Regions from separate parts of the Mus musculus genome. Here regions 2, 3, 4, 5, 6 and 7 are each linked to region 1. The links are chromatin loops, found by intact Hi-C in ENCODE. Cell type or tissue: heart. All regions are shown on one strand. Region 1 overlaps Lhpp (phospholysine phosphohistidine inorganic pyrophosphate phosphatase). Region 2 overlaps Ctbp2 (C-terminal binding protein 2). Region 3 overlaps Abraxas2 (BRISC complex subunit). Region 4 overlaps Fam53b (family with sequence similarity 53, member B). Region 5 holds the start of Eef1akmt2 (EEF1A lysine methyltransferase 2). Region 6 overlaps Fam53b (family with sequence similarity 53, member B). Region 7 holds the start of Gm46003 (a long non-coding RNA gene).

Evidence for each region. Hi-C counts contacts between places; a loop is a spot of excess contacts. Peaks named below come from ENCODE experiments on the same cell type or tissue, not always from the same donor. Only the 100,000 strongest peaks of a DNase experiment are listed, where the experiment ranks them.
Region 2: a loop joins it to region 1, with 5 times the contacts of the local background. A loop is called at or near these places in 29 of 42 quality-filtered maps.
Region 3: a loop joins it to region 1, with 5 times the contacts of the local background. A loop is called at or near these places in 34 of 42 quality-filtered maps.
Region 4: a loop joins it to region 1, with 6 times the contacts of the local background. A loop is called at or near these places in 11 of 42 quality-filtered maps.
Region 5: a loop joins it to region 1, with 6 times the contacts of the local background. A loop is called at or near these places in 11 of 42 quality-filtered maps.
Region 6: it touches region 1 in a loop (9-fold over the local background); 29 of 42 quality-filtered maps call a loop at or near these places.
Region 7: a loop joins it to region 1, with 6 times the contacts of the local background. A loop is called at or near these places in 33 of 42 quality-filtered maps.

The regions. Positions count from the first base shown.
Region 1 is chr7:132,654,303-132,658,302 of GRCm38, forward strand. All of the region lies in intron 6 of Lhpp (phospholysine phosphohistidine inorganic pyrophosphate phosphatase), which reads left to right. Among named protein-coding and RNA genes, the nearest start is that of Lhpp, 46 kb to the left of the region's middle. In heart, CTCF peaks have their summits at 1,895 (motif pointing right) and 2,495 (motif pointing right); DNase peaks (open chromatin) are centred at 1,959, 2,479, 3,239 and 3,939; H3K4me3 peaks cover 300 bases; H3K27ac peaks cover 2,592 bases.
Region 2 is chr7:133,001,951-133,005,950 of GRCm38, forward strand. The region is part of intron 1 of Ctbp2 (C-terminal binding protein 2); the gene reads right to left. It overlaps 4932437C15Rik (a long non-coding RNA gene), which reads left to right. Exons shown (of 2, transcript XR_378552.2): 2 at 2,948-3,611. Among named protein-coding and RNA genes, the nearest start is that of 4932437C15Rik, 2.6 kb to the left of the region's middle. In heart, a CTCF peak has its summit at 1,732 (motif pointing left); DNase peaks (open chromatin) are centred at 521 and 1,721.
Region 3 is chr7:132,880,092-132,884,091 of GRCm38, forward strand. Abraxas2 (BRISC complex subunit) reads left to right here. Exons shown (of 9, transcript NM_198017.3): 8 at 676-790; 9 at 2,944-4,000. The coding sequence ends at 3,413. All of the region lies in intron 1 of 1500002F19Rik (a long non-coding RNA gene), which reads right to left. Among named protein-coding and RNA genes, the nearest start is that of Gm46003, 15 kb to the right of the region's middle. In heart, a CTCF peak has its summit at 2,473 (motif pointing left); no DNase peak of the experiment used is centred here.
Region 4 is chr7:132,734,595-132,738,594 of GRCm38, forward strand. All of the region lies in intron 4 of Fam53b (family with sequence similarity 53, member B), which reads right to left. Among named protein-coding and RNA genes, the nearest start is that of Fam53b, 77 kb to the right of the region's middle. In heart, a CTCF peak has its summit at 742 (motif pointing right); DNase peaks (open chromatin) are centred at 787, 1,667 and 2,107; H3K27ac peaks cover 2,883 bases.
Region 5 is chr7:132,850,512-132,854,511 of GRCm38, forward strand. Eef1akmt2 (EEF1A lysine methyltransferase 2) reads right to left here and starts at 2,136. Exons shown (of 6, transcript NM_028095.1): 1 at 1,988-2,136; 2 at 915-980; 3 at 84-198. The coding sequence starts at 2,097. In heart, a CTCF peak has its summit at 1,924 (motif pointing right); a DNase peak (open chromatin) is centred at 2,050; H3K4me3 peaks cover 1,601 bases; H3K27ac peaks cover 1,496 bases.
Region 6 is chr7:132,809,279-132,813,278 of GRCm38, forward strand. All of the region lies in intron 1 of Fam53b (family with sequence similarity 53, member B), which reads right to left. Among named protein-coding and RNA genes, the nearest start is that of Fam53b, 2.6 kb to the right of the region's middle. In heart, a CTCF peak has its summit at 1,848 (motif pointing left); DNase peaks (open chromatin) are centred at 1,253, 1,843, 3,133, 3,853 and 4 weaker places; H3K4me3 peaks cover 2,151 bases; H3K27ac peaks cover 2,871 bases.
Region 7 is chr7:132,896,810-132,900,809 of GRCm38, forward strand. All of the region lies in intron 1 of 1500002F19Rik (a long non-coding RNA gene), which reads right to left. Gm46003 (a long non-coding RNA gene) reads left to right here and starts at 69. Exons shown (of 2, transcript XR_001778301.2): 1 at 69-141; 2 at 1,747-4,000. In heart, CTCF peaks have their summits at 710 (motif pointing left) and 1,632 (motif pointing left); no DNase peak of the experiment used is centred here; H3K27ac peaks cover 525 bases.

The sequences.
Region 1 (4,000 bases):
CTCTGAATTCAGACAGGCCCAGGTCCCTTTCTCTCATCTTGTCCCTTCCATATTTATCTATCAGGTCAGAGGACCAGCTATCAGTGAGGTAGCTTTACAAAAAAGGCCTGGCTGTGGGGGCCTCTGACCCAGAGCAGATCCTGAAGTGGGTCATTTGGTCTCACCCTTACACCAGGGAGGTCTCCTCATGGTGCCTGTGGATGACGCAGGCAGGGTCTGGTTTCTAGGCCACGCTTTTCTCAGAGGCAAACAGGAACCCTGTATAGCCTTAAGCTCCTGCTGTGCTCATGTGGAGCTCTGGAAGGGCCCTCACAGAATTCTCAAGGAAACTGTATCCAGGAAGGTCTATCAGAGCTCTCCCAAAATAGACCCAGCTGCCTGGAGTGGTGTGAACTCCCTACCCAGAGTGAATCCCAGTGGCTGGTGACTGTCTCACTCAGAAGAGCAGAGGAGGACTGAGTGCCGGAAACTTGAGTAAAAGGCCCAAGGTGTCAGCATTAGGCTGACCAGTACTGGGCTAGCCTCTGGCCTGGCTGCATCAGACTCCAGCGTTAGGCTGACCAGTACTGGGCTAGCCTCTGGCCTGGCTGCATCAGACTCCAGCGTTAGGCTGACCAGTACTGGGCTAGCCTCTGGCCTGGCTGCATCAGACTCCGGCGTTAGGCTGACCAGTACTGGGCTAGCCTCTGGCTTGGCTGCATCAGACTCCAGTGTTAGGCTGACCAGTACTGGGCTAGCCTCTGGCCTGGCAGTATCAGACTCTTTCTCTGTACTCTGGCCCCTAGGACCTCCGGTACTGGAGGCTAGTCCTATTTCCTGTTGATAAAGGGGAAATGGAGCAACCTCTCGGAGGATCCTAGAGCTCCCACTACCATTGTGCCACCTCCCGGCTGCAGATGCAGAAACTGAGGTCCAAATGGAGCAGGGCCATCAGTGTGGGGCTGTCCTGCACTCATGCCGCCTGCTCCACCTGCTCTATGATCGTCACCTTTAAGTCCTAGATTGTCATTGCTAAAGCAGTGGTCAGTGGTCAAGATCACAGAGCACAGGTGGTGGCTGTGCCGAGTAGAAAGGAGAGGAACCAACTGTCAGCAATAAGTGACTTTCACTGCACACCATGCCTTCAGGGGACTCCTGTGCCAGGACACTGTTGTAAAAGCAAATGATCTTTCAGGGTGCACTTGGCTTGTCCGTGATTTGTGAGTTTGGGACTCCTTAAAAAGGGAAGCCATCTCACCAGAACTAACACCTGCCCGCGCATGCCCAACCAGAACAGCCCTCGTGGGAATGACTGGAGACACAACTCTGCCTGCCCCAACACAGCCTGGATGGCCCAGGAAGCGAACTTAGTGGCAGCTGCCATATTCCCATGCTTTTATCTTGTCCCGAGCCTCCTTACGGCCCCCAAGCACATCCAGAAAGCACTGCACACTTCAGACAGGGCTGCTCCAGGAAGCAGGGGGTGGTGGCTGTGAAATCTGTCTCTGTGCCCGTGACAGGTAAGGATGGGGCTGTCACACACACTGTCTTTACAGCACTCTCTGGTGCACGGTGGAGGGAGAGGCAACCTTATTTCACCCCTTGCTCATACCCAGGCTCCACATGTCAGCCAAAAGGCCGAGCTCTTTTCTGTATCCGTGCAGCCAGTTGAAGCCCACTCCCCTTGCTTCTTGTCTGGACAGGGTACTTGGGGAGTATTGGGGAGGGTGGAGCTCAGAGAAGACACCGAGGGCACCTGGTGGAGTTCAGCATCCAAGATACATTGGCCTTCTCTAATCTACTCTCCCCTCCCCTCCCTTCATTGTCCTTTCAGTCCCATCCTTCCTGAGCCCCAACATCCACCTGGGCCTCATTCAGACGCAAAACAATCTTTCCTTTTCTTCTTACATGTACCGCCTCCTGCTCTGGCCACAAGAGGGCGCCTTGTCACCAGGTTCTGGGAGAGTCAGCCCTTCCGGAGTTCAGGACTTGAACACACAGATCACACGCAGCAAGCACATCAGGCCCCAGTGCACCCTTAAAAGCACTCACAGCCAGCCTCCCTGTCCCTCCGCCCCTTACACTCACATATTCACATCCATGCCAGCTCGCTCCCATGTATGCTCACCCTGCCTGCTCCCCTGTTGCCGTGCGTCTTTGTCACTCTGTGGTCTGGCCACCTTGCTAGACTCAGGGCAGGCTGGGGTCTAAGGAACCACAGCAGCTTCTGTGACCCATGGAGGCTTTTTTGTGTTCTTCTCCAGCTGGGACCTTCACAGGGGGAGAACCCAGAGAACTGTGTGCATTCTGGGCCTGGGGTCCCTGTGACACCACAGTCCTTGCCCACTAAGTCCCCTGATGTCCCCTTCTCATTCTTTCTTTGAGCCCTTTGTCATGCTGTGCTCTTCCACCCCTGTCTCCGTGTGTCCCCACCCCCATCCTGGGCTTTGCCTAGATTCTTTATGGGCTTCCTTTATCATAGAATCTCAGTATCTTTCCACCAGCAGGGGGCGCCACTGGCTCTGGGTGGGGAATAGAGAGGCATGGTGACTTTCCACACCATGTGGCAACACTAGCTCCCACCCCAGGCCTGTCTATACTCCAGACATGCGTTGCTCCAGGAAATAGGGAAATGGCTTGGTGAGCAAAGCACTTGCCTTCCACACACACCAGTTACTAGAGGAAGAAAAATGTACCTGTGTGCCACAATGCTCAGTGTGTACTTAGACGGCATGCTTATCTCTGCGCCCACGTGCGTTTGTGCAAGGTGTGAAGCACTCTCCACGCCACCTGGCTGCATCCTTCCTTACCTTTCCCCTTACTCCTCCGACCCCCACTGTCTCTCCCCACCCACTACTCCATCACTCCCCACTGGCCTTCATTGGGGAGCATGAGCTGTGGTCATCAGACAGAGCTATAGAAGCATCCCAGCTGCCCCCATTCCAGCCTCTCCCTAAGTGTCCGTCCGTCCTCATGGGCAGACTTGCTTGGGTTGGCCTGCTGGTAAAGGCTTTAGGAAGGCAGTGAGATTTCCTGACTTCTATCTCTTTTCATTTTATCTGTTTGGTTTTTTGTTTGTTGTTGTTTTTTGCTTTTGCTTTTCAGTCTCCTGTGTCTAAATTATACAGAGAGCCTAGACAGGAATGGGGCAGTGCTTGACAGAAGTGTCGGGCAGCTGGGGTACCATCAGCCTGCAGGGCGCTGTGGGGCTGCAGTGGGTCCCCACGCTCGAGGCGTCTGATGTCACTGAAGAGATGGGCTTGTTGTTGGCAGTGGGCTTGGACTCTGTGTGCCACTGCATGGCAGCCCCAAAGGGTTCAGATTACAGAACCAAGACGGGCCGTTTCAGGTTTTTCCAGGCTGTGAATGCCAAGTTCCAGTTCTGCCCAGCTCCCTCAGAACCTGGGGGCCATGGTAAAACCCACCAGCCCCTCCCCATGCTGTGCCCTAAGCAGCTCCTGTGACCTGGGAAGGTGGTTATCCTGCCTTAGAATCAGAGCGAGATTGGTGAGCCCTGACCTCTGACCTGTTAAAGAGGGAGGCTCAGCTTGGGGAGTCTGTGAACAGCAGGCTGCTCTGGCCTCCGTCTTAAGCACATCTTTCTGTGAGCCTCTGCTACCTCACAGCTGGGTACGTTTATTCTGGAGTGTACCAGGAGTCTCGGCCCGAGGATACAGATGCTCATGGGCAGTCGTGTTTCCGGTAGTGTGTAGCATTTTTGCTGTCCTTATTAGTTTTTTTCAGGGGTGGGGTGGAACAGACTGGAGAGGAAGGGGTTAGCCTTCTTGGAACCTACTACTGAAGAGGAAGCTGAGTTTTTTCCACGTGAAATAGTTTAAAATAAACTTCGAGGGGGACGCAGACAGGGCTGCTGCAGCCAGATGGAGGAGCCTAGGGTGTGTGTGTGTGCCCCAGCTGGTATCTCGGCTCCTGCAGCCCTGACTGAGGAAGCACCCTGCAAGCCCAGTGGACTGCGGACAGGAGATGGGCAAGCCAAGGCTTCGGGCTGGCCCCTGGAATG
Region 2 (4,000 bases), 350 kb after region 1:
TCTGTTACCCGGGTAACAGACTCCAGGTTGCCTAGTGATCGTTTCCCTTCCTGACTTGGTCTCCTTTTTCTTTGGTGAATCCCATTCTTTGTTCTTTCCCTAGGCTGAGGTGGGTCCGTGGTACATCTTGTTAAGGCTAGAGGTATGAATCCCAGCGGCCAATCTGCTAATAGCAGGGCAAACTAAAGGGGGTGGGGTGGGGTGTGTGTGTGTAGAGACCTATCGGCTGGGAAAGGGTGCTAAACAGGGGTGGCAGGGTAGGTGACAGGAGCCACCTGGCACCAGGTGTGAGGAGAACTGGGAACACGTCATCTGCATATCAGGGAACACAAAATCAAAGGCAGAGGCCCAAACACAGACAGCTACCAGCAGATTTCCCATCTCTTTCAACAATTCTGACAAACTGAACCATTTTTAATATATTAGGTACATCCCACTGTAAACTACATTAGCATGATACGCACGTGGCCCTCAGAGGTGGGGATTAGGTTGACCACTGGCTTGGAGCCATGGCTCATTTCTTCAATACCTAGGGGAATTTGGGGGAAGGAAGCCAAAGGCACGGTGCTTAATGAGGATTCCTTCCAAAATGGAGTTTAGGCTCCCAGGTACAAGACACTGCTCAAGGCCGTCCCACATGTCTAAATTCTAAGACTGGCAAAGACCCGGCAATGCTGCCGCCCTTCTGCCCTTCTCAGCCTTCCCCACTGGGGAGACACCTGACCAGACAAGGTGTTCAATGACTATCCAAAATGGTAATGTGTCCCTCTACATTCCCCAAAGACTTGCTCTGTCCAGCAACAATTAGGCTTGTTACAGGAACTTGGTCAGTGCCCTGCTGCCAACGGCCTACCCAGCATTATATGTGAGGCAGAGAGCTCAGCTAGTCCCCCTGGTGTCAATTACTAGCTGGCTCCAGGATTGCCTCTATACAATACGGGGGCCTTGTTCATCTGCATGGTACCATGGTGCTGCAGTTTGCAGCCAGGCTGCTGCCGGTCCCTGGGTGCTCAGAGTTGAAGCTATCTCAGTAATGTTAACTCAGAGAAAACCAAAGCCAACACTAAGCCAAGATGTTCACATTTGTGCTGGCCACCTCAGTGAAGCCAGGTTCAAGGTTCCAAGGCCTTGTAGATCCCAAGTGACTTCCGGAGAGATGCTGGCTGCTTTCTGGCTACCTAGTCTCCCTGTCATATAGACAGGAGGGAAAAAAAAAAAGGCACTGTACTCCTGTATGACGCTGCATATCCAGAAACACATGCTCTCACCCAACACACAGACAGAGCTACAAGCAGATGTGCCATCAACTCCTTTAAACTAATGGGATATTATGGCTAACCTGCAGTTACAGTAACACAACACACAGACGACCCTTGGTGCTTAAGGAAGGCCATTTCCTGGCTTGGGATCCCATGGCTGTCATGCTTCCGGAAGTATTAGCAGGAAGGGAATGTGGTGATCCTGGCCCACAAGCCTGCCCTGTATTCTGAGGAGCACTTACCATTTTCTTGAATAATACATGTGTAAAGTTGAAGAAGGAAAAGGACCCATGTCTAAAATGTGGTCTGAATCAGTTTCTGTTGCTTGCAGATTAAGAACCTAATGTCCGGGGATGGAGGGGTGGGGCTCAGCAGCTAAGAGCACATGTTCTGGCTTCCTTCCCTGCCCCCACAGATGGTGGTTGACAACCATCTGGAACTTCGGTTCTAGGAGCTGTGGCATCCTCTTGTGGCCTCCACTGGTACTGCCTGCACCTACCCACATGCAGGCAAAAACACCCAGACATAGAAAAGAAATAAGAACCTAGCTGCCTTTGCAAGTCAAGAACTGGAATGCTTTCCTCCCGTTTGGCATAGTCCTTGTGAAGTTGGCCATATCGAGACTTTGGTTCTTGGTCCTTAGTATAGCCGGGAGGTGTTCTTGGAGGGAGTAAGAATTTCTGAGTTATCTCCAGTGGCTGTTATAAAATGTGAGCCTGTGCACCCTGCTTCCCATTCATTACAGCTGCTGTCACCCTCCCCTCCCTCCCCCTCTCTCTCCCTCCTCCCCCCTTTCTCATATATATATATATGGTATTATTTCACAATACAGACCCAACATTGGGACTCAGGTCAGGTCAGGGGCTAGGTACTGACATGTAGCTCAACCTTAAAGCACCCAACACATGACTATGTTGTTGTGCCAACACATTCAAGCATATTGTAGAACGGCTTCCATCCTGCCTATACACAACAGCAAAAGTGTTCTGGGAGCAGTAAAAACAACTGTGGCATTTGCAGGAGGCAGGGACAGACAGGATGTCTTGCTAAGAGTCACCACTTTATGTCACACCATTTCAAAGATTAGAAAACACCACTGTCATCAGAAGCCCCAGCATCCCATAAGAGGGACAGCCACAAGAATGCCCTATGCAAGTTACTTTGCCTAACGCACCTTGTATTTTGATGGTTGAAGGCCTGCTGAAATCTCCCTGCTGAATGCTAGTGACCTTGACCTCTCTTGTAATGAGGAAAGGAGCCTGAAGTTCAATGTTTATCGACCACAGAAACAAAATGAGGCTGGAATGAAGCGGGGGCCACCTGGGGATACCCCAGGAGAAGGAAGCAATGACCACCAGCCCAAGCATAAGCTACCAAATAGGTGCACAGCAGGGCAGTGTGGCCCACTTAGGAGTCCATAATCCCCTCAAACCTGAGGGCTAAGCTGTGACAGATTCTGAGTGTACTATAAAATGCCTACCATGAAGAACCACTGGCTGAGAGGTCACCATTATTTCTAGAATGGCCTACTAGGAAGCAAAATCTAACAAGTAGACCCAGGAAGGGCACGGGCAAGGTGGTCTGGTCTATGGTGGGCCGCAGGAACAGGCAAAGATGGTGCGACTAGCTTACAGCTACTGCAAAAACCCTGAGGAACTTGTAACCAGGCCTTTCCGATCACCCACCAGGTGCCCAGCCGCCTGCAGCTCCAAATACCTGAGCCATGGTCGTGGGCCCTGCAGGCTTCCTGTGCGACTGCCACGAATCCAGCCTGCATGTTTGGGGATGATGCCTTCCAGAGCGAAAGTAGAGTCTTACAATGGTGGGAAACACTGTGTTTCAGTTCAGTAACACGAAACGGAACTTAGACTACCCTGTCGCCCCAGAAAGACCAGCATCTGTTTACTTAACTCACACACAGAACTTGCCACGCACAGAACTCGAGTCAGATATCTCTGCAGCTTGTCCGGGATGCTCACCCAGAGGAAAATGACAGATACTTTCCCTTTCCATGACTGCCTTGTCTAGGTGATTCTGATACTGAGGTTCTATCACCTGCCACTCGCCAGAATCTAATGGGTGCTCCGGAATGAAATGTCTCCTAGTGAGTTCCTTGTCACAAGAAGCCAGTCAGCACGCACCTGCAATGGTCCCCAAGGAACAGTACCAGAAACTGACCACAAATGGCATGTCCAAGTGCCGAGCCAAGGGCGCAAGCTCAGCTGCTGCTTTTGTTAAGATGGGTTGCATGTCCTATTTACCTGGTGGCCTGCCTCACCTGGGTGGTCCTTGGGCATTGGGCTTGTGGGTCCAGTGATCTCTAGGCGTGAGAATATATTAGTTCCTCTATGAGTGAGGCCCCGAGAGATAAATTTCCACTTCCCAGAGTAGCACCCAGGTCCCTGGAGACCCCTCATCTGCCTTTTGGAAGAAACATGAGCCTACTTCACAATCAGCAGACATCTCCAGGGGAGGAACACCCATCTCCTCCTGCAGCCTTGCTCAGAGATCCCATTACAGGCCCTCACATATGAACCTGTGTTGCCTTAGCCTCTTCCACATGCGGCCAGGACACCCTGGCTCAGCTGCAGATGAAATCTCAGGAGACTTGGCCAGAGAGGAATCTTAAGGGAGCTAGGGTTGGGGGTGGGGAGGTGGGGGATGGGGTTGCTGGTAACAAGCTGCCAGAACCCGGCAAGCTTCCTGTTCAAGGCCTGGGATTCTGCAGCATGCCTGGGCAT
Region 3 (4,000 bases), 230 kb after region 1:
CTAGCCCAAAACCTCATGAATGCCATGTTTCTCAAAGGAGAAAAGAAGGGAGTGACAGAGGGGGACACCCTGATGCTTTTCTCTCATCTGTGTGCGCACCCCGACACACAGACAGTTTTTAACATTTTTAAATTGTGAGCGATTCTTGAGACTAGACACTCAAGGTTGACTTCTGGCCTCCACATGCATATGTACCTGTATGCCCACATAAATGTTGCATATGAACATACAGAAGAAAAGCAATCCTGATCAGGTATGGCAGCATACACTATAATCCTGGCACTTAAGAGGCTTTGGAGACAGATCTCCAGTTGGAGGCCAGCCTGGACTACACAGGCAGTCTTGTCTCATAAAGGGAAGTGGGGGAACACAGCTCTGCTTTCGTGAGCACTCAAGATTGCTCTACCTTATCTCTCTGCATTTAACTTTGATGACTTCAGTGTTTGGTAACCTTGGAGGCCAGAAGGTGTGGATCTCTTGGAACTGGAGTTAGAGGTGCTTGTGAGCCTGCTGGAAATTGTACCTGGGTTCTCTGAAAAAAGCAGCTAATGCTCTTAATTTAAGTGCTGAGCCATCTCTCCAGTCCCATTTTTCCATTGTAATGAAGCTGAATCTGTAGATTACCTCCTGCCTGGGTTTGAAGCTAATCTTCTTTCTTGTGTTTTTCCCCCTCAGGCAGTATGTGCAGATGTAGAAAAGAGTGAGCGAGTTGTTGAATCTTGTCAGGCAGAAGTGAACAAATTGAGAAGACAAATCACTCAGAAGAAAAATGAAAAGGAACAAGAAAGAAGTAAGCACCTGGAGCGCGGTCTCCCATTCAGTATGAGAGACTGGCTCTGTTCACTGTGGGGGGACTGTGCCTGAGCACAGGGTTCACTGTGGGGAGACTGTGCCTGAGCACAGGGTTCACTGTGGGGGGACTGTGCCTGAGCACAGGGTTCACTGTGGGGGGACTGTGCCTGAGCACAGGGTTCACTGTGGGGGGACTGTGCCTGAGCACAGGGTTCACTGTGGGGAGACTGTGCCTGAGCACAGGGTTCACTGTGGGGGGACTGTGCCTGAGCACAGGGTTCACTGTGGGGGGACTGTGCCTGAGCACAGGGTTCACTGTGGGGGGACTGTGCCTGAGCACAGGGTTCCCAGGCTAAGCACGTGCTCCACCACTAACCTGCACTCCACCCCTTCTTGCATTAGTCTATTGTATCGCCTCTTTACTTTATATTTATCCTATACGTTGTCTCATTTTGTACCCTTGCTGAGCTTGGAACTTACTCTGTAGCCCAGGCTGGCCTCTAACTTGAGATCTGACCCTCAAAGTCTCCTAAGTCCTAGGATTTCAGGTGTGTGCTGCCGTGCCTGATCAGGATTGCATTTTCCATGAGATCCACGTGACTCCACTGCTGGGGGGCAGGGGGTGGAATTCAAATCACATGCTTACCGTGCCCAGCTTGACTTTTTGTTTTGTTTTTGTTTCGTTTTTGTTCATTCATTTATCTGTTTGTATGTATGTGTGTGTGTGTGTGTGTATGTATGTATGTATGTACGTATGTATTTATTATGAGCACCAGTGTGAGGTTAGTTTGCAGGAGTTGGTTTTCTTCTTCCACTGTGTAGGCTCCAGGGATTGAACAAGGTTGTCAGTCGGGTCCTCAGTCTGCTGTGCCATCTCACTCGTCCTGCTTTGTATGTTCATAAGTTGCCAGGCAGGCCTCAAACTTGTGATTCTCCTGCCTCAGCCTCCAAAGTACATAGAATTTCTGTTTGTTTTTAGAGACATGGGCTCTCTGTGTAGCCCTGGCTTTCCTGGAACTCTACTCTGTAGATCAGGGTGGCCTCAAACTCACAGAGATCCACCTGCCTCTGCTGGAATGAAAGGCATATGCCACCATGTCTATCTAGCTCAGGGTAGCTAGAATTACAGGTCACATTACCCCGCTAAACTGTTCATTACTTTATCAAATTATCCATTAAATGACATGAGACCATTTTTGAAAACCTGCCTTAATCCCCATAATTGTAAGGAAGGGTCTTGTATATCCTAGAACTTTCTCTGTAGCTGAAGATGACCCATGTTAGGCAAGCTTACACTGAGCCATATTGTCAAGAATCCTACACTGAGAAACCACCAGGTTTACATGAAGGAGAGAGGGCATCCATTCCCTTGTCTTTAAGCATTTCCTAGTGAGAAATGCTGGTTTTATGCTATTCCTCTAGTTTCTAAAACTGAACCAAGAGGACCACAGAGAAAAGCTGAAGCAGGTAGAAGTCAGAACAGATCTAAGAAATCTGGCCAGGTTTTTGTGTGTATTGACAATATCATCTGTTTCTAGCAACCAAATTCTTGGGGGCTGGAGAGGTAGAGCTTGCTGTTCCTGCAGAGGACTAAGTTTGCTTTCCAGCACCCGTGTAGGGAAACTCACAACTATATGTAAATCTAGTTCCAGAGGACACAGTGCCCTCTTCTGGCCTCATTGAGCACTTTTATGCAAATGGTAGGCACAGACACAAATACACATTAAAAAGAAAGCAGTATGGCATCTGCTAGGATACTGTAAGGAGCAGTCCCTGTTCGTGTGACTTGTAAAGGTATTCAGAAGGATTTTTAGTGTCAGCTGCTGGGCAGAAGAGCAGGACCTGGAGGTTCAAGCCTGTGTGGTGCATTGTGGGGCTGTACTTCTAATCAGAGTGCCTGGACTTTCAACTCTGGCTTCTTTTTTGCGGTTTTTGTTTTTTGAGACAACGGCCTCACTGTGTAACTGGTTAGTCTGATACTTGAGATGCAAAGAAATTAATGTAGAGAAAACATTTGTAAAATATTAGCAGTGATGAGTTCACAGCATTGCTGCTCCTTTCCAGATCATTCCAGTTGACCATTTAACAAGTGGAGCTAAAAAGCTATGAAGGTACAGAACTTGTTAAGACATTCTTCCTGTTTCTGTGCAGGATTGCAGCAGGCCCTGTTAAGCAGACAGATGCCATCCGAAAGTCTGGAGCCAGCGTTCAGCCCTCGGATGTCCTATTCTGGGTTTTCAGCTGAAGGGAGAAGTACTCTGGCAGAAACGGAGCCCTCTGATCCTCCGCCCCCTTACTCTGATTTCCACCCAAACAATCAAGAAAGTACTCTGAGCCATTCTCGCATGGAAAGGAGTGTCTTCATGCCCCGTCCTCAGGCTGTGGGCTCTTCCAGCTATGCTTCCACCAGTGGCGGACTGAAGTTCACTGGAAGTGGAGCAGATCTTCTTCCTTCCCAGAGTGCAGCTGGAGACAGTGGGGAGGAGTCAGATGACAGTGATTATGAAAATTTGATTGATCCTGCAGAGTCCCCTCATAGCGAATACTCACATTCAAAGAATTCACGGCCCTCGACACATCCTGACGAGGACCCCAGGAACACTCAGACCTCCCAGATTTAAGTAAACAAATGACACTCTCCACTTGGCACTACTTTTCTTAATGGCTTATTGAGTGTTGTTGAGGACTTAATCTGTGGGGAGACCTGCTTTCTCAGATGCCGCGGCTCCTGAGTGGAGCATCCTGTGCACAGAACTCCCAGAATCCTCTGTCCGCTGGTCCTCACCTCTGGGTACAGTGCACAGGTTCACAACAAAATCATTACGATAATCAAATTGTCCTAATTCTGGTGCGATTCATGGATGTACTAGTGAATTTAGGCAGAGTGACCCCTCAGTGTAGTCTGTTCTTAAGATAAATCAGATCAGAGACTGAGCACAATTAGTCTATAAATAGTCTGTACGTCAGAAACTTACCTCTGCACTATCATGCCTTGAAACTTGCTTTTTCAAAGGGAAACGAATTTAGCAGCAGCCTTCAAAGAACTTTCTATGATGAGCCAAATTCATCTTTGCCAGAAAAGAAATTTTGTTAATTCCAAGAAGCCTAATTGGAACAAGTCAGACATTCCTTCTCTCATCTGCATGGTTTTGTAAGATGAGAAGAGAGGGCTTTGTTTCAACTTTTTTCTACTAGCCTGATACGTATT
Region 4 (4,000 bases), 80 kb after region 1:
CCAGCATGGACGTCAAAGCTGCTCTCTGCTGCTCCTTCCCATCTCTGCCTTCTCTCTCTGAATGTTAAGCCTGTGGCTGTGGCATGATTGGCTGGATTACTTGAGGTTAGACACCCAAATGCCATTCTCTCTGGGTCTAAAGTGAGGCTCCATTCACAAGATCCCAGTGCTCAGGCACCCTTGGAATCAGCCCTGGGGTCATGAATGACAGAGGGCCATCACCAAGCACAGAGCCCATTTTGGCTGACCCAGCACCTGACACTGGGGGCCCAGATCAGGACTACGTCACTGCTTTAGGAATTAGTCAGGGCAAAGGATGTTGACCAGCACAACTGGAAGCTCCACACTTAATGGCCAGGCCAGGATGAAGGAAGGACAGGACTCTCTGCTGAGAGGCTCTGTGTGGGTGGCAGACCTACTTCCACAGGGTACAATTTGGTCCTCCTAACAACCAAGAGAAACGAAGTCACAATGTGAATGTGGTGCTGAGGCTCTGAGGGAAGAATCTATCCCCAGTACCATAGTGAGGAAGGAAGTAGCAGAGAAGGCCAAGGTCACCACAGGGGTCCTGTTCATCTTAAGGTCATCCCAGCATCTACCTAGAAGGATGAGAAAGAGAGAGCTGCCTAAAATAAGCAGATAACATCACCAGGTGTCACTAGAGAGACACTCAGTAGGAGCTTTGCTGGCAGCACCACATAGGGCCAATCCTAGAGCCAGCCTAGAACATCAAGACAGCACGCCCAGCTAGCAGCCAGCAGGGGGCCCAGAGGAGAGACAAAAAGGGGAGAGGAAGTGGGTGCGGGTGAGGAAAGCATCGACAGGAAATGCCCTTGGAACACGCCCTATGGCAGCAGCAGGCTGAGGCCTGGCCACCCCCACCCCCACCCCCACCCCACAGTTCTCTAGTCTCAGGTCTCCCCGGGATGCTGAAAACCTGTTTGCCTCTGCAGGACAAAATGGCACACCCCCTCCACCTAAGAGCCCCCTTTCGAGTCGCACTGGGACACCTCAGCTTGCTGAGGAAACAAAGACACGGTCTCAGAAGCTCTAGGAACATCTGTCTGAAACTCTTGAACAGGGGAACACAGCAGGGGCATAGCCAAAGGCAAGCCTCTAAGATGGATAAAGGCAGATGGGCAGTAGCTGTCTCCACACTCAAGTCCCCAGCACCCATGAGCCTGGGACTTCCATGGAGGACAAAGGCGGGGGGTGGGGGGTGGGGGGCGGAGGTAGGGAAAGTCAGATTCGACCTGCTGTGTCTTGGCCTGGATCTGCCATACAGCCATCTCCTTTCCCTCAGAGCTGGTCTCCCTTATTGACAGAAACAATGGCCTCTGCTCAGTCATCCTGGTAGGACTATAGGGAGAACTGGGAAGGAGGGGTCTGCTGAAAGGACACTAGGAGAGCCTGAGGCTGCACTCTCGCAGTGGCCACAAGCCTGAGAGATCTCTGCTTTGCTTTGTTGACTGGCACTCAGGTTCAGAGAGGTTTGGGACCGTGTCAAAGGCCCTAAGACTCAATCGAGAACTAGGCCCAGCTCACTTGCTCTGTGTGCTAGGGCTCCTCAGCCACTTACAGCCTGGGTGGGATTAGCAAGTGTGGGAAGTTGCCGGCCTGGGAAGAGAAAGCACCGCCCGGGCCTGAGGAATGTGCCTAGTCACTGGAAGCCAGGGGAAAGCCGTGACAAGTCACTCAGGCAGAGGAGACAGGATGGAACCAGGGGGAGAGATGAGTATGAGAGTGTGTTCTCGATTTGCAGAGTGGCAGAGAACCAGCTGGGAGAGCGCCAGGAAGAAGGCAGGCCTGGTTGCTGCCCAGGCACCATCTAGCTCACAGAGATCTTGAGAAAAGAGCCTCACCTCTCTGGGCCTCAGGTATACACTGACAAATGACACGCCTACCTCTTTGAGCCTGGAGGCTGATGGGCTCCAGTTGGGCCCTCCTGCACTTTCTTCCTACCTCATATCTATCCTAAGAAAAGCAACACTTTCCTACAGTCTCACGGGAGGCTGTGCTTGTGCCTGCTTGGTCCCGCTCCGCCCCATGTGAATAAGCAAGATGGGGATGGGTGGAGAGATTCCCGTGAGGCTCGCGGCCAGGCATGAGCGCCGTTCTGACCCACCTGACACCATAACAGTTAGCAACTGCTTCAGCCGGCAGACTTTCCCCCAGGGTATAGTCCACAGTTGGCCTTCATGCAACTGCAGGATGCCTGCCTGCCATGAACAATACCCATGTGTTAGTTGGCAGTTATGTGTGAGCTGAGCATGATCTCCTTAGAACTCGGAGTGATGCCGTCTCTGGTCTTTGGGATACAGTGGGAAGTATGGCTTTCATTCCTTTAGCTGATGCCTATCAAATGCATGTAGGTCTCTGGAGCTATGCCATGCACTCCTCTAGAAGGCAAGTACTCTCATTCCCATTTTGTAAATAGGAAAACTGAGGCCTAGATTAATAATATGTTCAGAATCCTGCAGCTAAAGAATGGCAGAGTTAGGCAGGAGCCCTTGCTCTCTCAGTCCCAGGCTAGCTCCTTTCTCCATGCCCTCAGATCTCCAGTAACCTCCTAAGATATTTATAGCATCAGCAGTTAAAGTTATAGCAAGATGAATGGGCGGCAGGCACAGAAGACATAATTGTCTACCAGATAACTTTTCTCCCTAATGGAACCATAATATTTTATTCTTAGTAGTATAATTTAAGTATTGGTTGATTTCACCATACTGTGGGCTCTGCTTTACTCTCAGGGTAAGTGCTAAGAAGACAGGTCTTTTCCTACAGGAAGGACTTTTTAATCAGTTGGAGGAGGCCAAAGATGAAGAAGCCTTAGTGAGTGGACAGCCCAGGTCACTAGGGCACCTGAGAAGGTGGGCATTTGCCATCCTGAGTTCTGCCCAGGCCTGAGCCTTCAGAGGCTCCAGGGACTCTCTATGCAGAGGAAGGCAATGAAGCATCATGGAACTGTGATGAAAATGGTGACAACAGCCACTCCTGTCCAACGAGCAGATGTGGTAGTTGACCCTTGGGCTCCTGTGGTCTTCATACCAACCCCATGAGGCAAGTTATTATTGTCCTCACTTTGAGGAAAGGAAAAAACAAAACAGTCATGCACAGTTACACATGCCCACAGAATCAGGAGGACCAGAGGCTCAAGGCCAGCCTTGGCTACATAGTGAATTCAAGGCCACCTTGAGCTACAGGACAGGTCATGGGATCTCATCTAAAAACAAAAACAAACAAACAAACAAGGGTGTCAAGTGCATACCTGGCTAGAGGGATGAGGTTCACGTCCCAGCCTTGGCCCACTGGGCTCCCGCTCACTGCTTCCTTGGGATGCTCAAGCGAGCCATGCCAGGAGGGAAACTACTGCTTTTGTAGACAGTCTATTTGCAGACTATTTCTCAGGGCAACCATGCATCAAGCACACCCCCTTTGCCCAGCCCTTGAAGAGATGAGGCTTATCTGACAGGAAAGCATAATGAATGAGTAGATTTCTGCTTGCTGGACTCTCTTGCCTTTACCAATGGCTGTGAAAGTGAAGTTCTTCAGTGTAGAGTGCAGGACACTGGGAAGCAATGGGCACTGGACTCCGTATGGCTCAGCTGTACCAGACACCGAGGCCAGTTTCTGTGTCAACCAGCTAAAGCAGCAAAAGGGAGGCCGATGACGGAACAGAGCAGTTGCACTCACTCCAGCATGGAGGCAGAGCCAAATTCCTTGCAGTTACTGACAGGCAACTTGCTTCTGACTTGTCACACTGTGGCCTTTCTGGTGGGTACCAGGGACAGTGTATGAACAGGGGGCACTCTGGAATTAATGGCTGGGATGGAAAGGTAACTCTAGAGCTGAAGAATTGCTCCTTCCAACCCTGATGCTGCCTGGTGGTGCAAGATCTCAGTCCTCTGTGTTATGCAGAGGTGACCAGCTCTGAGCATGGGGGTAGCACTAAGCAGTCAAGTCCCTGAGTTTGTGAGGCACCCACTTAAGAAAAGGGTAA
Region 5 (4,000 bases), 200 kb after region 1:
AATACATCTTAAAACAAAAAACAAACAAACAAAAAAACATAAAAAGAAATTGGCTCAAACATATGAATACTAAAAGTACCAACAAGTTCAACCAGGAAAACACCATTTCCAGTTCCAATATCAAGCACTGAGGCATCCAATGGGATCTTGTGTTTCTGCATCCACCGTATTAGTCGGTTCATACTCTCTTCCCCAAACCTGTTAGAACAGAATACAAAGAGCAGAGAGACAGCAAAAGTTACAACTACACGTTAAGCTGTTTATACCATAGCGCTCACTTAACGCCGGTCCTGAAAAATGACAGTAGCACTTTATCTTTATCGTTACTTAGGATGCTGCACCTCTAAAAATGGAACACCCAGGATATGTGGATATTATACATATTTATGTATATACCCACAGGTAACATAGAAGTATACTATATCTATAAACACACATATTCTATCTACAGCAACATTAATCCTTAAACATGGTGCCCTAATAACTCTGCCTTTTTGGACATCAGCAAATGCTGGTTCTTACTTTCTAAAAAAAAAAGAAAATGACAACTATGGAACGAAAGCAACTTTCTAGCGCTATGAGCAATGTAAGTCTGGGCCATTAAAACAGAAAAGACGCATTTAAAAGCTGTCAGTAAAGCCAGAGGCAGGTGGATCTCTGAGTATGGGACTAGCCTGGTCTGCAAGTGAGTTCCAGGACAGCCCAGGCTATCAGAAAAACCTTGTCTCAAAAAAAAAAAAAATAAAAAATAAAAAATGAGAACAAGGAGAGAGAGAGAGAGAAATTGATTTTAAAGCTGTCACAGAAGCCAGATTCAGCCCCGAGCTTCTGAAGAGCTCAAGGCTGCTTTGTTGTTTTAAGTCCACATGTTCATGCTCTCACACCCACACAAACAATTCCTCAGCTTAACTTACCAGATTTCTCCTGTATCCCCATATTCTTGGAATGTTCTCAGTTCTCTCTCATAAACAGCATCCCAACTATATAAACAATGAAATGTGAAGCAAGAATCTCAAATTAAACTGTCTTTTGTGAATTAAACAAATATTTCCATTGAAGTTCATGGCTCCTTACAACAGCCTTAAACATTATTAGTGTTATCAATAAATGCATATAGTGCATTTAAAAAAATTCCTTGGGTTAAAAGAATAAAAATTATGGATAAGCAGGATGAATCGTACAAGTACTTATACCCATCGGATGAACACTCCTATACACATTTTATCTTAAATAAAAAGGGGCAATTGTCCAAGGATCTCTAAGTCTCAGTCGCAAGTCCAAAAGTGAACTGCACAAACTGAGTTTGTTACTCCAAAGTTGGTCTTCTATATGCAGATCCAGGATTTTCTAATCAGTAGGTCAACTGTTTGCTCACAGTGAACGCAGCCAAGATAAAATGAACTTAAAATTAAGTGCTACAACAGTCTCTGCCTCTCCCTGTATTCTAGTTCGCCCATTAAATCTTTTCTTAATCCTCAAAACTGCAACCCTTCCCATTATCATCCGCTTTCTCTTCCTATTTCATCTCTAAAATCCCTGCTCCCTCCTCTAAAATTCCCTCTCATCTTAATGCCTAAACCCCCTCCCCGCACTCCTCTATATGCTTATCCATTAATTTCTGAGATTCATCTTTCTTTCCCCAGAACCCCTACCATCTATCTCCCTAGCTCCCAGTTTAGAGCATCTTCCATTTCGACTACCTCCTGCTCCGGGATCTCACAGCTCTGTGGGGACCTCTCTCGGGCCTTTGTATAATGTTGCCCAACTCTCTCCCCCCTTTCCCTCAGCCAGATTCCAGACCCCTACACGGACTCCCCAAGGGCCTCGGGTGGGCTTGCATCCCTTGAAGTGCTTGGGGAGTGCTTGCGATCTCGCCCCTTAAGCCACCACAGGTCGCCTCCGCCCTCCTCCCTCAGGCCCCATTCAGGAGAGGGCGCCATCTCCTTCCGGGCCTCAGACGCCCGCTCACCCTCCCCGCCACACTCACTGCTCTCGTGTCCCCAGCGCGGACGGGACGAAGTCATCCGCCGCGGAACTGCCCTCTGGAGATTGCGCGGGGACCACAGCACCGCTGTGGCCCTCAGCATCCGCGTTCATGTCGCTCTGCGCTCGAAGCCGCCATAGAGACGCGATTTGGGCAGAGGGGAGGCGCGGACCTGGCCTCTCTAGGCAATAGGAGGCTGTCTCTCTAATGCTCCAGACCAGACCTTGGGAGGCCAAGCACAGCAAAGAACCGAGGCTGCTTAGAGGCCGCTAAGTGTGCAATGCTGGCTAGAGAAGCCAAGATAGCCTTCCAGCCAACATTACATTTACCCCTTACTCTCTAGCTCTCAAAGTGACCAAATCTGGGGACTGCTGTCTGTAAGTCATCGTTCAAAATACTGCACTTTGGAAAACAAGCTGCCGGAAACCACAAAAACCGTCTGAAACGCACAGCCTTCAGCCCAAATGCTTGTCATCTCACTCTTTCAAGACCTATCTGGAAAGTGGATAGGGCGGCCGGCCTCATTGCATTGCTGCCTTCCCGACCAAAAGACTAATTTCATTTGTGGCTAGAATTATGAAAAATGAACTGATAAAACCGGCTGACCTTTTAAGAGCTAATGGCCAAGGAATTGAATGCCTTTGGGCCACCCAGGGTACCACCACCAGCCATGGAATTATGATAAAATGAGTACAAATACTAGGGGGCCTCAGAGGTTCTTGCTCTGTCCCCAGCTAGTCATCTGAGCCTGTCCAAATCTCAACCTCTACATGCTTTAGTTTGTTCACTCTAGTTTGCTCAAAATAAAAAGATACTTGTTCTTCAAGTCTGATTGAACCTGAGATATCTTATGCCTAATGGTCTGACTACAGCCAGTAGTTCTGCAATACAATGCAAAAGATCTTAGGTGTCAGATCTTGTCTGTACTAGCCATGAAATACTCAGATAAACATGGTTCAATGTCTAAGGCAAGGATCTCAGAGGCCCCTAGCAAGCTGCCTTCCAACAAGAACTTGTTTCCAGGACTACGTTTCTGTTGACTTCGAAGACAGAAGCCCAGTAACAAGTCCCTTGAGGCAAACGGCAACACATGTTGCCCTCCCAGTTTGAGCAGTTCGTCTGCTCCTATACATGGTGTTCCAAGATCTTCTGGCAGTAAAGAATAAAGTAAAGGGCAGATGGAAATCCATGTACATAGTGATTAAAGAACTCAAGAAAGAGCGTAAGTAACCTTATTACAGAGCACTAAAACCACCGGATACCACAGCCAATTAGTGCTGCCCTGGGCAAGTAGCTGTTTTGATCTTTTCTAGACTCTAGATGCTACAGAAAGAAAGCCTGAGTGTGACAGACTGGGTCTTTAAAAGTTTTAGGTTTTAATTAAGAAGCATCCATGAAAGATAAGCCCATCTTCAGCCTCATGTCTTGCCAACAGTTAAGATGTTTTTGCTGTGTGTGATGAAAGCTATAAACAGTTGTCGGTATGGAGCCCTGGGGGAGGTGGGGGGACCCAACATGGTTTATACCAAGTTTCTTCTCTGGCTCCAGGAAGGATTATTCTGGCTGCTTAGTGCTGAGGACTGTGGGGCACCACCTCTGATCACCCAGGGAAACGGGATTCTTGGCTGGGAGAGAGGTTCCACTGGGTAAGCTGCCTAGCACCAGAGAGAAGCAGAACTATAGGAGGGACACAGCCCCTCCCACTGAGCACCACTTGTGTGAGGCCACAGGCAGACTTGTAGAACTTGAGGTTGCCAGCGTCGGTTCTGTTTTGATTTGTTTTGTTGTTTTCTCTGTGCACAGTGCCCACTGGTAGCTCCTCTGGAACCATGCTTCCCAGAATCCTTAAGCACTTCCCATTTGACATTCCGTGGTCATAGGGCAGAGCTTTCCCTTTTCTGACCATGCAACACTCAGGACCAGAGAACACACTTCTAGAACAAGCTCCCTTCTCTGCCCCCATCTCTTCCTTTTGCTTTGATGTGAGCTTTTGAAAGGGGACACTGGGCAGTTGTT
Region 6 (4,000 bases), 150 kb after region 1:
CCCCCCCCCCCCCCCCCTAGAGATTCAAGGATGACTCTGAGGTTTGCTCTCCTTTCTATGAAGTCCTAGCAAGATCTGGCCACACTGTTCCCATCCCCCAAGCAAAAGGCAGCTTCCCCTCCAGCCCCCACAGCAGGAGAGAGAGACCGGTTAAAAGAGTGGGGGTGCCTGTCACACTTCTCTGTAACCCCTGACGTGATGTGAAAGTCTACAAGGTAGACCCTTTGAAATGCAAACTCTTGCCGAGTCCTTCGAAAGTGTTTTTATTTTCTTGGTTCCCGAGGCTGCCCGCAGACCCACCCAGCAGCGCTTTCCCTCTCAATCAATTGGCATTTAACAACGACGGAGGGGGAGGTGGGGGGAGGACGACCAAGGACATCTCTATTTTTTTTTTTCTTTTTCAGAAAAGCTCAAGTGTCTCCATTCACTTAGGGGTAGGGGACAACCTTGTCCTTGGCTCCAGCCTCCCAGCACCCCTCCAAAACATCCTGCAGCCAAATCTCTCCCACTTTATTCAAAAAGCATTGGTTTCTGCTCAGATCCTCAGAGCATTTTCACAGAGGTTCCCTCTGACCTGGGTTCCTTACGATTAAGACAGACACCATCAAAACCATAACTCCAAACGTGCAAAGGCCAAGCCTTCAGGCCAAACCACGCGCACTAGAGGTCTGCGTTAAGCCAACCCAGTTACCCTAAAACAATGTTGTTTGGCAAGGAACCTTACTTCACCATATGAAGAACCTAGGGAACGGGAGCTGCTTTTGAATATAGACTTTTCAGTGGCATGGCCATTAATCATGTTAATGTAAACTGTACTAAAACAAAAATTTTCTAAGCAAGTCTCAGGGCACATCAGCATATCTAAGCCTCTGGGTTTGTTTCCAAAGTTCACAATCCCAGCAAGCAATGAAGCTGCTGTTAATGGGGTCAGCTATTACTAAGCAGTCCCCAACCCTGGAGAATAATAAAGGTGATTCGAGTGTATAGAGAAAAAAAAATCTTCATAAAGTTGGGCAGGAAACAAACAGAAATTAATCAGAGAAGACTAAGTGCACAAGTTTTGGGAAAAGGTATTCACTGAACAAGTGTGAACACACTCCTCCAGGACAATGTTTATGAAGGAGAGCACTCAGCACTTCTGGCAGGACCCAAGTCCCTGGGCCATTCTGTCTCACACAGTGGAGGGCAGGGCAGCAGCTGGACGGAGAGAGAAGAGGAGGAACAGAGCCCAGCAGAGCTAAGCAGCGCTGAGCCCAGCTAGACCCAGCCATGTGCTTCGCGTTGGCAACAAACTGGCTCTTTTGAGAGAGGAGGAGTCTGACAAAAAGGACAGCTGCAGCAGTCCCGACAGAGAGGCAGTAACCTGGAGAGAGAGCCCTGAGATTGGGGCTATCCCCTAAGTCAAAGCAAAAAACAAACCACCTTTGGGGTTCGCAGAACTACTTAATCTATTAACACCCCCTCCCCTCATCTCAAGAGCAATTAAACAGGGTCTGTCCACATCTGGTTCCCATCTAAAACCAAAACTTGTACTATCAGCATATTACATAACAAATTATGCCTGCAGGTTTCTTTTATTACACATCAGAGAGGTGTGCACAGTGGTGGCGGTTGTGCTGACCTGAGTGTTTACTTCAGTGGGTTTTTTTTTTCCCCTCTTATGGGTACAAACAAGTTTTCCAGACTGTGCATGATTTAACCCTAGAAAGTCTCATGCCTGAATGACACTTCAGCTGGGACAGAGGACCCAGCCCTCAACCCTCAGTGCCAGCTGAAGAGGAGTGGCTGGGAAGGGTGTGCATTTTAAAGAGCTCTGCAGGCACCAGATTGCTCCACAGTGCCCCCTGCTGACAGCATTTAGACACAGCTCTCTCCTGGAGGAGGAGGAGAGCTAGCTTTGGCTGAGCTCCCATCATGGGTCAAGCACCAGCTCAAGGAACTCACTTAAAACAAACCAGCTACTATGGAACTACAGGATGGGGATGCTAGGGGGTACCAACTAACAAGGAGCAAAAGAAAGGTGAGGAGGGAGGGACAGAGGAAGAGAGGGTGGGAGAGAGGGGACGGTTAGGAGAGAGAGAAGGAAAGGGGGTGGGGGAGCAGGTGAGCACCCAGGAAGGGCTTCCTGTAAAATGTCAGTTGAGTGACTCCTCTATGAAGACCTTGAAGTATCTATCTAAAACTCTTTCCATAACATACCTACTACACTGGAAACAAAGGGAGAGAAGCTGATTAGAATCATTATCAACCAAAACAGTGAACTTATCCTGCCTTCAACAACCTTAGAGTCCAAGGTCTGCAGCCAGCCTTTCCAGAATGCTTGCTTTGATGTTAAAATGAACGCACATCACACTCTTGTGGTGTGTGCGGGGGGGGGGGGGGGGGGGGAGGGGTAGGGGGTGGGTAGGCGCAAGTCCTTGACCAGAGCTATTCTGAACTGGTCTCAAGAGCATCTTGTTCCCGATGTGGACACTTGGAAGAAAACCGCAGGCATTCCCCAAGCCTCTTAGATTTCTTGACTACCACAGGGTCCAGAAACTGGATCCGCACACCCCCTGAGTCTACAACTACAGTTACTAACCTTAATACTCAACCCTTCTTTCACTAAAGGGGGCCTATCACCTGGAACAAGTTTTCTGCTAATCTAGCGCACAGCAAAGGGGGAAGGGGAATCTACAGACCTTCAACTCACTGTCAGAACTGTAACTGAGATAAGTCCCTGCTAAGTGGAAAAATTAAAATGAAACCAAAACTTGGTGGCCCAGTCAAGATCGTGAGTTGCACGGGTGCGCAGACTCCATTCTTTCCCCAGAGCCTCAAATCAAGTCATATCGTTCAAAACGGGAGTCCAGGATTCAGCAAGGAGGGCTTCCCCCCTTCCAGGCGTGGGGACTGCTGGGAACACATATGCTAGCATGTCATTTGGAGGTCTGCTAATATGCTGAAGGAGCCCAAGACATTTTGCCTGGCTTCCTGGGCCAACAAACAATGTCATTCCAACTCTTGAAGCAGTCAACAGAAAACAGTCCCTTTCTCCACCGTCCAATAATTCAACAAACATTTGTTCCTGTTGAACCACCACCAGCCTAGCTCCATCTGTACCAACTCCTGCGAGACAAGTACCGAGGCGGCAGAGGCGGCAGCGGCAGCACAAATGGGGCCAGGACCTGAATGCAACCCACGACGGGGGCCACTTTCCCAACACCAGAGTCCCAATTTTACCGTATGGAAAACTCAAGAGTGTGGCCTATAGGAGGCAGAATCCCATTCACCAAATGCTGCAAAGAGCTTTTCTTTGTTCGCCATGGTACTAAGTACAGTACGTGTTAACGAACCCGGCGGTCAGGAGCATCAGGGGGCGTCCAAAGGCGAGGGTCCAGAACAAGCCTGCCCACGCAATTCCAGGCCCTTGTCCCACTCACCCGCAAGCACTGTTCCCCTAGTCTGAGGGTAGAAGAGGAGCTTGTGTATGTGGGGGCGGGAGGGGGGGTCGAGAAAACACTTGGGTCAACTCAAATCACCCTCTTCGGATTCTGGGTTTCCAAGTCTCTTTGGTCCCGGTTCCACCAAGTGAAACCCCTAGCTGGCAACCTGACTCCCACCGGCTAGCAAACCAAGGATTGGCAGAAAGAAAAAAAAAAAAATGTGACTAGGCTAGTATCCTGTGACGGACGGCCCTCTTCGCCATGTGCAAAAACCACGCCGGCACAGGCGACCCCCCACTCCTCAAGCCCTGGCCTCGGCCACGCCGCCTGCTTCCCCCTCCCTAGGCAGAGCGCCCTCTCACCCCCATCGACACCGCGCGGGTCAGTCGTGTAGCCTTGGAGTCGTCCCTGCGCGCCCGCATCCCAGGGGTGGCGGGTGTAAACTTCCGTGAACAAAAGAGTTGTCTGCAAACGATGCGGAACTTCGGGGCTCAGCGCCTTCGCTGCTGCCACAAGCCAGGGCTCAAGTTGAGCCTCAAAGGAGGAGGCTGCTCGGGACGCAGCCGTCTCCGCGG
Region 7 (4,000 bases), 240 kb after region 1:
TCACATCATGACTGATTTTCTTTTTCAGTCTTTCTAAGATGCAATCAGTCCATCGTGGAAGTGGGAGTCCGTCCAGTACCAACATGTGTGGAGCCCATGTGTCCCAGTGGAGAAACAGCTTCATGTTGCTACTTCAGGAAGGTGGAGAGAACCAGCTTTAAAATACCAGGGAAGGCGGGGCATGGCGGCACAGAGGCAGAGGCAGGAGGATCTCTGTCAGTTTGAGGCCAGCTCAGTCTACATAGAGAGTTCTAGAACAGCCAGTGAGTTTTAGGACAGCTACACAGTGAGATTCCCACCTTTAAAAATAATTGCAGCTTTATACCCCAGTGACTTTCAGGAACAAGGAGAGCCAACACTCTAAAAGGGTCCATTACTAATATGCTCAATGTTCATATGATATTAGGCACACTCAGCCCCCCATGTACTTTTCTTATTCCTCATGGAATCTGCAGTGAATTGGTTAAATGTGACTACGCATGAGGACCCTTCCCTAAGAGGTGTGCTCCAAGACCTGGCCATACAGAAATGCTCAGCGCCAAGGCCACTTTTTCTTTACTGTGAGTTTTGTAGGATATTAAGAAATACAAAACGGAACAAATGGCTGAAGCGATAGCCCAACCGTCACCGTTTGGTTCCCAGCAGCCACGCTGAGGAGCTCCTAAGGTGACTCTAGCTCCAGGGGCTCTGTCGCCCTCTTCTGGAACCATAAGCACCAGCACACACATTAATTACAAAGCAAAAGAGGAAGAACTTTTTATGTGCACACATACAGAACCTTTCTTTTTTGTTTGTTTGTTTTGTTTTGTTTTGTTTGTTTTTCGAGACAGGGTTTCTCCGTATAGCCCTGGCTGTCCTGGAACTCACTCTGTAGACCAGGCTGGCCTCGAACTCAGAAATCCACCTGCCTCTGCCTCCCGAGTGCTGAGATTAAAGGTGTGCGCCACCACGCCAGGCAGAATCTATCTTTTTTTTTTTTTTTTTTTTTTTTTTTTGCCAATTTAGCTTTTAAAGTGCTGCACTGGAAAGCAGGTCTAGGTTCCTGTGAGAGATAGTAGTGAAGTCCATGGGGCGAAAGGGACAAGAGATGGAAGAAGAGGGCTGGAGGGATGGCTCAGCAGTTGAGAGCACTCACTGGCTGCACTTTCAGAGGATCCGGGTTCGATTCCCACCACCTACCTGGTAGCCCACAATCATCTATGAATTCAGTCTCAGGGGATCAGACTCCTGATTCTGGCATCCCAAGGCACTGCACATATCCACTGCACTCACATGCAGGCAAAACACCCATAGCCATACAAAAAAACAGATCCTAAGAGGTGGGAGATGTCTTCATTCAGGCCAGAAAACTGTGTGATGCCATGGAAGGTGAAAGCCAAACTAGTTTTTTCTGTACATAGTGGCTCACATTTGTAATCCCAAGAAGCTGCGGCAGGAGAAACACTGTGTTCAAGGTCAGTCTGGGATACATGGCAAGATCATGTTTAAAAAATATAAACAAGGGCTTGAGAAATAATAGCTCAGCAGTTAAGACCGTATACATCTCAAAGATGGGAGTTTGATTCCCAGCTCTACAGCAGGTGACCCACAAACTCCTGAAACACCAAATCCAGGGGTACACTGCCATCTACTGGCCTCTAAGGGCACTGCATCCACATACACAAATCTACATTTAGAGACACACAATCAAAACAAACAAATAAATAAATTGAGCTGGGTGGTGATGGTGTATGCCTTTAATTTCAGCATTTGGAAGGTAGAGGCAGGCAGATCTCTGGGTTCAAGGCCAGCCTGGTCTACAGAGAGAGTTCCAGGAGAGCCCAAGCTATACAAGAAACCTTATCTGGAACAACAAAAATAAGGTAGGTGTTGGGTGTGGTGTTCTATGGACTAGGGAGGCAGAGACAGGAAGGTCTTTGTGAGCTCAAGGTCGGTCTCATCTCATTGCATAGTGAGTTCAAGACCAACATAGTAAAACTCTGTCCTAAAAAATAAAACCCAAAGAGCTAGAGAGATGGCTCAGCAGTTAAGAGCACTGACTGCTTTTCCAGAGGTCGTGAGTTCAATTCCCAGCAACCAGATGATGACTCACAACCATCTGTACTGGAATCAATCAGATGCCCTCTTCTGGTGTATCTGAAGACAGTGACAGAGTACTCACATAAGAGTACTCTTATGTAAGTCTTTTTTTTTTTTCCGGGTGTTTTTGAGACAGGGTTTCTCTGTGTATCCCTGGCTGTCCTGGAACTCACTCTGTAGATCAGGCTGGCCTCGAACTCAGAAATCCTCCTGCCTCTGCCTCTGCCTCCCAAGTGCTGAGATTAAAGGCATGCAGACCACTGCCAATGGTAAGTTGGCCTTGCTCCAGTAAATAACCCCACAGCCATACTCCTGCAGGCAGCCCCCATTAAGTGCAGTGGGAACAGAAGCAAAACAGTTTGAGTAGGAGAGGGATTTGCTGGGAAGAAGGTTTCAGTGGGGCGGGGGATGAGAGAAGGAAATGGGGAAAAATGATTGAAGAACATTTTATACATATGAAATTGTATGAGAATTAAAACATGTAAGTCTCCAATATTACCAAAGTTATCATGCATTTGCTTCAAAATTCATGAATTAAATAAAATTCATGAAATAAATAAAAATTCAAAATTAAAACGGACTGTGGTGACACGTGCCTTTAATCCCAGCACTGTGGAGACAGAGGCAAGAGATCTTTATGATTTTGTGGGAAGTTCGCAGCCTGGTCTATACAGCAAGCTCTAGTACAGTACACAGTACAGTACAGTATTCTCAAAAATAAACCAGTTCCCCAAAACCCAAAGTTCATTTTAGAAGTAAAGTCTTCTTATGCTCCTTTGTTCTGTTTTTGCTTTTATTTTTGTTTTTTCAAGAGAGGGTTTCTCTGTGTAGCCCTGGCTCTCCTGGAACTGACTATGTCGGAGACCAGGCTGGCCTCCAGCTCACAGAGATCCACCTGCCTCTGCCTCCTGAGTGCTAGGATTAAAGGCGTGCGCCACCTTGCTGAGCAAGAGAGTCTTATTTCATCTACAGAGTAGTTCTGTAAGTTTTCTTCTCTGGGGGATGGATGGCTCAGTGGTTACCAGCTCTTGTTGCTTTTTCAGAGAACCTGAGGTATGTTCCCAGCACCCACGTTTGAGGTTTACAACCGTGTGTGACTCCAGTTCCAGGGGACCTGACGCTCTTTGGCTCACACAGTGAACATATGTACCTTCAGGTACACAAATATACAGATGAAATAAAATGAGTAGGTGCAAACACATATAGACACAAAATAAAATGAATAAATAAATCTTTTTAAAATGTCTTTTTCTCTCCTCCTCCTCCTTCCTTCTTTCTTCTTCTTCTTCCTTCTTCTTTTGAGACAGGGTCTGCTATGAACATCGGGCAGGTCTGGAACTCATGATGATCTCCTGTCTGTCCAGGGGCCCTGCCCCTCTATAAGTACTCTTTGAAGGCCCTGCCTCCTGGATTCTTGGTGCAAAGGCTCTTGGTCTTTACAAGCCAGCCCTCAGAGATCAGCTGTACCTGCCTGTAATGCTTAAAACAGAATTTGGTGTAGTCGTCCAGCAGCTATGGACAAGCTGGGTATACCACAGAGGGGGACTGGAAATGAAAAAGGAAAGGGGAGAGAAGGATGAAGCCAAGGCAAAAGTTTCTGATCAATGCTCAAAGTTTAATATTGAGCACTGTATTTATATAGGGAGAACCCACAGACCCATCCTTTGTTTCAACTGGATTATTTCTGCTTTGTTTCAGTTGGATTATGTTGCAAAGCAAAGTCAGCAGGCAATCTACTCCTGTAGGAAATTGCAGGTGCTGCAAGGCTGAAGACTCCACCTAGGTGGTTAAGGTTCAACTGTAGCAAACATTTAGGGTCTATTTAGCCTGCTCAAGGCTGGGGAAGGGCACAATGTGGGGCTGGTGATCATGCAGCCTGGGAGCTGATGCAGGGCCTCCACTTCTGGCTCTTTTCCTGTGT